Regions from separate parts of the Mus musculus genome. Here regions 2 and 3 are each linked to region 1. A link is a loop called in an ENCODE intact Hi-C map of the cell type or tissue named here. Cell type or tissue: left cerebral cortex. All regions are shown on one strand. Region 1 overlaps Bmf (BCL2 modifying factor). Region 2 holds the start of Bub1b (BUB1B, mitotic checkpoint serine/threonine kinase). Region 3 overlaps Bub1b (BUB1B, mitotic checkpoint serine/threonine kinase).

Region 1 (2,500 bases):
GGCCTCAGTAGGACAGCAGCCCAGATGCTTCCATTGTTCTCTGACAGGAGAGATGGAGCCACCTCAGTGTGTGGAGGAGCTAGAAGATGATGTGTTCCAGTCAGAGGATGGGGAGCCAGGGACACAGCCTGGGGGCTTGCTCTCTGCTGACCTGTTTGCCCAGAGCCAGCTGGACTGTCCCCTCAGTCGACTCCAGCTCTTCCCTCTCACCCATTGCTGTGGTCCCGGACTCCGGCCCATAAGCCAGGAAGACAAGGCCACTCAGACCCTCAGTCCAGCTTCCCCAAGCCAGGGTGTCATGCTGCCTTGTGGGGTGACAGAGGAACCCCAGAGACTCTTTTACGGTGAGTGCTCTTAACCTTAGAGATTGGGGGAAAGAGGGGACTTTCCCTCCCTAAACCTGCTCTGTACTATTTCCTTCCTCAAACTGAACAGCCAGGGCTATCTATTCAAGAGCTTTCAGCCTTCCTCACCTGAGCTTGGGCCCCCAATAGAGCAAACTGCTTTGTTCTTTCTGTTCTTCTTGGAGGGGTTTCTTGGTCCCTGCAATCTCCTTTCACATCCTATGTCGTTTCAGTGGCTCTGCCCTTTGGCCCCAGTGCTGATTTGCCTTTCTCGAGGTGGAAGGGAGTTTTAAACCATGTGTCACTGTACCACTCAGCCAGTACTTATACGGAAGATTCCCAAAGACAGAAGGTGGCTTCCAGTTGCCATTTGGGACTTTCTGTGCTGGGAAGGGGAACTGGAGAAAGAGGTTGGGCCTATCTGGGCTCAGTGCCAGGAGAGGGGTTGTTACTAAGGCTAAATCAGACAAGACCCCTTCATTTGTGGGCTTCAAGGGTTTGTTTTATGAGAAATATGCCCTCCTCTGGCAAGAGGGCAGGATTAGACACTCGGTCTGTTTTCTTCTTTTAGTGCACTGGCCTGTGGAGGGAGGGTAAAGGCTCAGAGGTCATCCTGCTGTGTCTGCGGGAGCAGACCGAGGAGCCCTGAGGAGCGCGCTGCACTTACTCTCAGAGGGAACTGCCCATAGGGCACTTCTGGAAAAGCAGTTCTGGCGGGAGTCAGAGAAGCTGGATGAGGCCTGCTTCGGGCTGGAAGAGGGAGGAGGCAGGAGGTGGCAGGCGCCCCCAGCGGCCGTTCTGGTGCCAGCACTCGGTGAGCCGACTTGGCTGCTCTGTGGGCCTCAGGAGTTTTCTCATCCGCTTTGCTGCTGCTGCTCTGATCTCTGAGTGATGAGCCCAGCTCTCCCTAACTATACTAGAAAAACGAAGGCACTTTTGGGTTTTTTTGTTTGTTTTGCTTTTCCTTGTCTGCTTTGCACAACCCAGGAACTCTGGAGAGTTATCCCAGAGAAGCGCTTCCACCTACTGCTACCCGAGTAACACATTTAGGTCAAGTACAGCCTGATAAATGCCAGAAGCTTGGCATGGTCGTCACACACGTTAGCACCCTGTGCTATGCCATGGCACTGACAGGACAGTGCTGAGGAGAAGGCAGGGTCTGTATTCTTTCCTGTTTTTCCAGCATAAGTGTGTGTGCATGTGTGCGCGTGTATATGTGTGTGCACACACGCGCTCATGTGTACTAAATATTCAGCTACTCCTAAGCTACACCCTCGGCCCTGTACCAACGTTTATAGTCTTGGGCAGCTGTCCAAGTTTGGCAGGATGCCCTGGTAAAGGCCAGGCTGCTTCCTCTTCCTTCTGTCCTGAGCTTTACCAGTAACTCCAGGTCTTGGCCAGAAAGGGCTGACATGGAGAAGATGGGCTAAGGGGAGAAAAGGCTGAGTTGTGGATTCTCTGTTTTTGCAGGCAACGCTGGCTACAGGCTTCCTCTCCCTGCCAGTTTCCCTGCAGGCTCACCCCTTGGGGAGCAGCCCCCTGAAGGACAGTTCCTTCAGCACCGAGCAGAGGTGCAGATCGCCAGAAAGCTTCAGTGTATTGCAGACCAGTTCCATCGGCTTCATACGCAACAAGTAGGCATGAGGGTTGGGGGGGGGGGGGCTTTGAGGCTGTTGAGGCTGGGAAGCCAGAGCCAGGGGTTACTAGACCTCTGGGTGTGTTTAAGAGTTTTGGTCTTGGCTACTGTCAATTACGGATGGACCCAGGTAGCACAATTAGATGAGTACTCCTGTCCTTGAGAGCTCCAGCTACCTACTCAGCTTCACAAGAGGTGGAAGATGCTGCTGCCATCACTCCCTGCCAATGGGATGGCTTCCTGTAGTCTGGTTTGACAAACTCTCTGGACCCAAGTGAAGGGCTTGCCTCTTGCCGAATGCAGCAGTGAAACTGAGCAGTTGGGGGTGTGCCTGGCCGAGGAACAGTGGGAAACCAGTAATCAGTCCTGAGATGGGGCCTGAGTGGGGGAAAGTGGTAGAACCGGTTGAAACCTGACACTTTCCAGCTGGGGAGCCAGTCCTCACTGTCTGTGTCTGGGAACCCAGGCACAGGACTCTGGAGATTGTACCTCGGAGTCTCCCCAGAGCCACGGACGGCGG
Region 2 (2,500 bases), 52 kb before region 1:
GTCTTGGTTAGCAATTATCTCTATCCACAGAGCCATCTCACCTGTCCGTGACTAGTTCCTTCTAGTTCAGACCCAAGTGCCATCTCATCAGGGAGGCCTCTGTTCAAATCTCCCTCTGCCCCGACTCCCCCACCCCCAAGCCTCATTGCTGGGTAATGAACTAAGGCCTTATGTACCTTGAACAAGTGCCCTTCCTGAGTTACATGTCCAAACCCTTCTGAAACCACACTAGTTCTACCTCCAATGCCGTCTTCTCTTGCTTTACACTTGTTAATACTGATTCTATCTGATGTTAAACATGTCTTATTGCCCATCCGCGACACACACCCCGATTCATTCCTCCCCAGAACTTAAGCTTCACAAAGGTTGGGATTTTGTGTCTTTTACTGTTCGCCTTCAGTGCTCAAAATGGTAGTCGATAAATTCTCTTCCATGAATGACAGCTTATGACAGCAATTACCCAGTTATTATAAGTTCCATAATTGAAATGCATCTTAAATTCTAACCTAGAAAAACCCTCTATATTTTATGATGAGGAAAAGCTGCAAGTGCTCTGCTCTTCAGATCCCTAAGCTGCTAGCAAAGTGAGAACACTTATTAGTTGAAAGCAGGTACTTTACAAACATCTTGAATCCTCCCAGAACTCCATAAAGCAGCATTAATATCTGCGTGCCCCCACCCCTCCGTAAACATGTTCAAGGTCAAATAAAAACGGCTGAGGTGAGTTTCAGAACCAGATCATATGGCAAATTCCAAACTCTCCCAGTCTTGCCCCCTGGCTGGATGCAGGGCTCCACGCCGTTGGGAAGGGGGTTTGGGGAGACCTGCTCTTGGCCGACCTCCTCGATCCTCCCCTCGCCAGCCGAGCACCCAGCGGCAGCAATTTGCGTCCGGTCCTTACCTCGCCTCCGCCATCCTGCATTCCCAATACTTGCTCTCGCCCTTCCGCAGACCTTTATCCTCCGAGTGCTAACTGAGTCTCCCTCAACCTTCAGCTGGCTCTGGAGCTGCGAAGATCGTCACCCCGTGCTCCTAAACAAAACCACGCACCCGATTCCTTCTCAGAATAGCCTCCTCACGCCCCCATCACGCACGGGCCGCCAAGTTTCAAATTTAACGTCTCTTGACGCAGACGTAGCCTCGCCGCTCCCCGCTCCCGCTCCTCCCAAAGCATTCTGGGGATTGTAGTGTATCCCGGGTTTAAGCACGCGCTGCGCAATGCACAATGGGAGTTGTAGTTTCAGGTTTGAGGTGCAAGGACCAATGGTTGTCCTAGCACTGCAGCGTGCTCAGGCACTTCGAGTTTGCTCTGTGTTTCCTTTCTAAGACAAGCCTTCGAACCCAGGGAGAGACACTTTATTAACAAGAGGTTCTTTGATGGTTTCAGTTTCATAACGTGTCTTTGAGTACATTACTCTTCTGGGTTGCTCCGAACAATTAACTGTGCTACGCCTAGGTCTTGTCTGAGCCCCAGGTCTTAACACCTGTCCAGGGATCCTTAGGCCACTCTCACCCAGCTGTTTCCTGTGGAAAGACTGTGTTCTCGTTTTTCTCTTTTACACAAGACCTGGTTTAGCACTGCACTTCCTTTCCCCAGCAAGCCCTTTGACCTCTACAACTTCTCAACTTTGACCAACTTCCTTTAAATTCTCTTGGAAGTGTACCATTTGTTCTCTCATGCAGCCTACCAGATGTCCTGTAAACTACGATCTAACACAGAATACAAACAGGGTAAGCGCTTTGCCTGTCTCACTGGAGCTAAAGGCTTGGTAATGCAGGCCTATAGTTCAGCTACTCTGGAGACTGAGATGTGAGGACCAAGACTTCAAGACCATCCAGGGCAACTTTACTTCACAATAAAAAGTTTGCTTTTGTTTTTTGTTTGTTTTTGTTTTTCAAAACAAGGGTTCTCTGTGTAGCCTTGGCTATCCTGGAACTCGCTCTGTAGATCAGGCTATAAAAATAACTTTTATTCTCCTGTTGTGATTGTTGTCTGAGGGGCTTACTGCCTCCATCTGCTGACCTAGATCCACTCCTAGAAAATTCTAGCCTCCATAAGATCTAATCTAGGTCAGCCTCTCAATTTTGTTGAATAAGCTCACCCTTTCTTGTTCTTTCTGAAGTCTACCTGGCTGGTTCAACTCAGCTGTTCTGGCTCAAACTCCTCTCCCAGCTGACTGACTCAATCTGGCTTCTCTCCCAGCCCCTGAATTGCTCTGCTTGGCCTCAAACTCACTCTAGCAGTCTTTTCTATTTCCTAATCTTCTGGCTCTTTCTCAATCTCTTGCTCATTCTGTCTTTACCTGTGTCCAGCTTGTTCTCTTTTCAACCTGCCTCCCTCTCCCTCCCGTGCTGCTCTACTCTCCCTCGCAACAATACTGCACTGCTCTCCAGGACTGCTGTATCCTGTACTACACTCTCTTCCTTACTGCACTGCCTCTCCCTTAAGACTCAATCTTCCCTCCCTCTCTCGTCTCCTTAGAGGTGTACATAGCCCATT
Region 3 (2,500 bases), 60 kb before region 1:
CATCTTAAAGCACAAAGCCTCAGGATGTTATCCCGTTTTTAACAAAATCTCAAAAGTTCAATTTTACCAATAAAGACTCTGGGCCCAGATGCCAGGGTGAAAGCCTGCTAGCTCAGAGAGTCAGGGAAAGCACCCAGCTGACCTTCCTCCACAGCCGACTTCCCAAAAGGAAAAAGCCGCTCTCCTCCTCCACTCCAGTGGCAACCCCTTCAAGCTGGATGTCCCTCCCTTCTACTTCCTGTGCGTCTCTCTAGCCTCTCTCCTGACTCCCTCCCACTCTATCGTTTTTTCTAGGTTCACTCCCTGTCAACTGCTTGCTCCTCCTCTTGACCTACGGTTGACTTTATTTAATACTGTTTACAATAAAGAGAAAGTTCTTGGATTAAAGGTGTGTGCTGGGGTTAAGCCACACCACAACTAGAAACAGGTTTTTCCAGTACACAATCTCTCAGTACAACCAAATATCCTACAACATTCTTGGATTAGAGTGTAACTGGGCTGAGCCACACAACTAGAAACAGGCTTTTCTAGTAAATAACACAATCTCAGGGTTTACAGTGTGATCAAATAAACATCCTGCAACAATGTTATAGTTACATCTTTAAGTCAAAGCAACTCAATAGATACAAAGACTTATTAATCATTACTGGCTAAATGACTCCACTTTTGCCTATTAATTAGATACCTCTACAGGAAAACTGTCAATTTAATATTCTGGTGACACTCACCAATTTGATCCAGAGACTGAGAAAGCGGGGGTCATTATAATAGCGCGTCTCTCCTTGGAGTGCTTCTATCGCTCTCTCCACTAACGCTGACATGTTACTCTCTTTCCCCCCTTGAGGGTAGTTCTGTTCTGTCCAATTAATATATCTGAATGAGAAGAGAAGGAAAAGAACATTATTTTGCACTGATGCATACTTTTGCTTTGGTTCTAAGGCTCACTCTGAATGGATTTTTTTGCTTTTGTTTTTGAGTCTCACTATATAGCCCTGGCTGGCCTGTACTCAACCATGTGGACCAGGACAGACTCAACTCAAAGGGATTCCCCTGCCTTTACCTCCCAAATGCTTAGGTTATCGGCATGTTCCACCACACCCAATCTACTCTGGATTTACTTAGTTTACTATTTGTGTGTATGTGTGCCTAGATACTGCATTGTGCAGTGCCACTAGAGGCCAGAAGAGGGCATCAGATCCCTCAGGATGGAGTTCTGCAGGGCTGTAAACTGCTATGAGAGCTGGGAAGCCAACCCAATCCTCTGGAAGAAGAGCCAGCGCTTTTAACAGATGGACAATTGCTCAAGCCTTCTTCTATTCTGGATTTCTTTATAAAGATTTTTTCATTTATTTTATGTATATAAGTATGCTGTAGCTGTCTTCAGACACACCAGAAGAGGGCATCGGATCCCATTACAGATGGTTGTGAGCCACCATGTGGTTGCTGGGAATTGAACTCAGGACCTTTGGAAGAGCAGTCAGTGCTCTTAACCACTGAGCCATCTCTCCAGTCCCCTCTACTCTGGATTTTTAAGCAGAAATATTTAACATATTCAAAGTATGTTTCTTTAGAAGTTCTCAATAACATGTACCGATCCTCTCTCTCTCTCAAGCTTTCATGAAGCGCTTGTAATAAACACTCTAAAGAAAGAGTCAGTAACACACGCGCCTTCATGTTGTATCGTGCTCCAGCCTTAAGCACCTCAGGGAAGATGGAGTTTAACTACTGTACAGCCCTTCCTTAGCAAATGTAAAGCTCTGGGCTCTATGCACAGCCCCGCACAACAAACCTTGGCTGGAAAACTACCATGGCTGTTCCAGAATGTTCTGCCAAACAGTACTGTCTGCTCCATCCACCACGCCATATCCCTCTACCTGAGAAATGAGGCCAACAACACTCCTCTGTGAATGTCTCTGTTGTTCTCTCCATATAAACATCCTCACCTGTCCCACACATCCAGAGGGTCATCTCCAGAGTAAAAGCGGATTTCAGATTCAAATGCCCTGGAATTGAAACAGGGTGTGTTAGCACATGCAGTTCTGACAGCCCCAGGAAACAGGTCTCCTTTCTATTTCTATTCACTTCTCAATGAGTTCATAGTGACTTAAGTAACTAGACTAGAATTTGAGAATTTGTTAAACAGAAAAGGAATAGAGTGGGTTTAACTCAGTGGCACAGTACTCAAGACCCTAGTAGATTCTGAAGCCAGCTTTTTAAAAAAAGAACAAAAAGCACACCAAATTAATTACTGTTTTGGTTAGAGAGATGATTCATCTCTGGAGAGTGCTGTCTCAGTTACTTTCTATTGCTGTGATAAGACACCATGACCCAGGCCACTGACAGAGAGTTTACTGGGGGCTAACAGTTTCCGACGGTTAGAGTCCATGACCACCATGGCAGGGAGCATGGCAGCAGGCACAGCTAGAGAGAGCCTAACTGAGAGCCTATGGTATTGATCTACAAGCACCAGGAGGACAGGGCCAATTGGGCCTGGTGTGAG

What was found. Hi-C counts contacts between places; a loop is a spot of excess contacts. Peaks named below come from ENCODE experiments on the same cell type or tissue, not always from the same donor. Only the 100,000 strongest peaks of a DNase experiment are listed, where the experiment ranks them.
Region 2: it touches region 1 in a loop (2.1-fold over the local background); 20 of 42 quality-filtered maps call a loop at or near these places.
Region 3: it touches region 1 in a loop (2.1-fold over the local background); 20 of 42 quality-filtered maps call a loop at or near these places.

What each region holds. Positions count from the first base shown.
Region 1 is chr2:118,544,560-118,547,059 of GRCm38, reverse strand. It overlaps Bmf (BCL2 modifying factor), which reads left to right. Exons shown (of 5, transcript NM_138313.4): 3 at 48-344; 4 at 1,815-1,978. Among named protein-coding and RNA genes, the nearest start is that of Bmf, 3.9 kb to the left of the region's middle. In left cerebral cortex, a CTCF peak has its summit at 1,133; DNase peaks (open chromatin) are centred at 1,136, 1,658 and 2,286; H3K4me3 peaks cover 15 bases; H3K27ac peaks cover 1,198 bases.
Region 2 is chr2:118,596,863-118,599,362 of GRCm38, reverse strand. It overlaps Bub1b (BUB1B, mitotic checkpoint serine/threonine kinase), which reads right to left and starts at 1,152. Exons shown (of 23, transcript NM_009773.3): 1 at 902-1,152. The coding sequence starts at 915. In left cerebral cortex, no CTCF peak of the experiment used is centred here; a DNase peak (open chromatin) is centred at 1,175; H3K4me3 peaks cover 482 bases.
Region 3 is chr2:118,604,917-118,607,416 of GRCm38, reverse strand. Bub1b (BUB1B, mitotic checkpoint serine/threonine kinase) reads right to left here. Exons shown (of 23, transcript NM_009773.3): 3 at 1,944-2,003; 4 at 729-873. Among named protein-coding and RNA genes, the nearest start is that of Bub1b, 8.0 kb to the right of the region's middle. In left cerebral cortex, a CTCF peak has its summit at 1,181 (motif pointing right); a DNase peak (open chromatin) is centred at 1,185.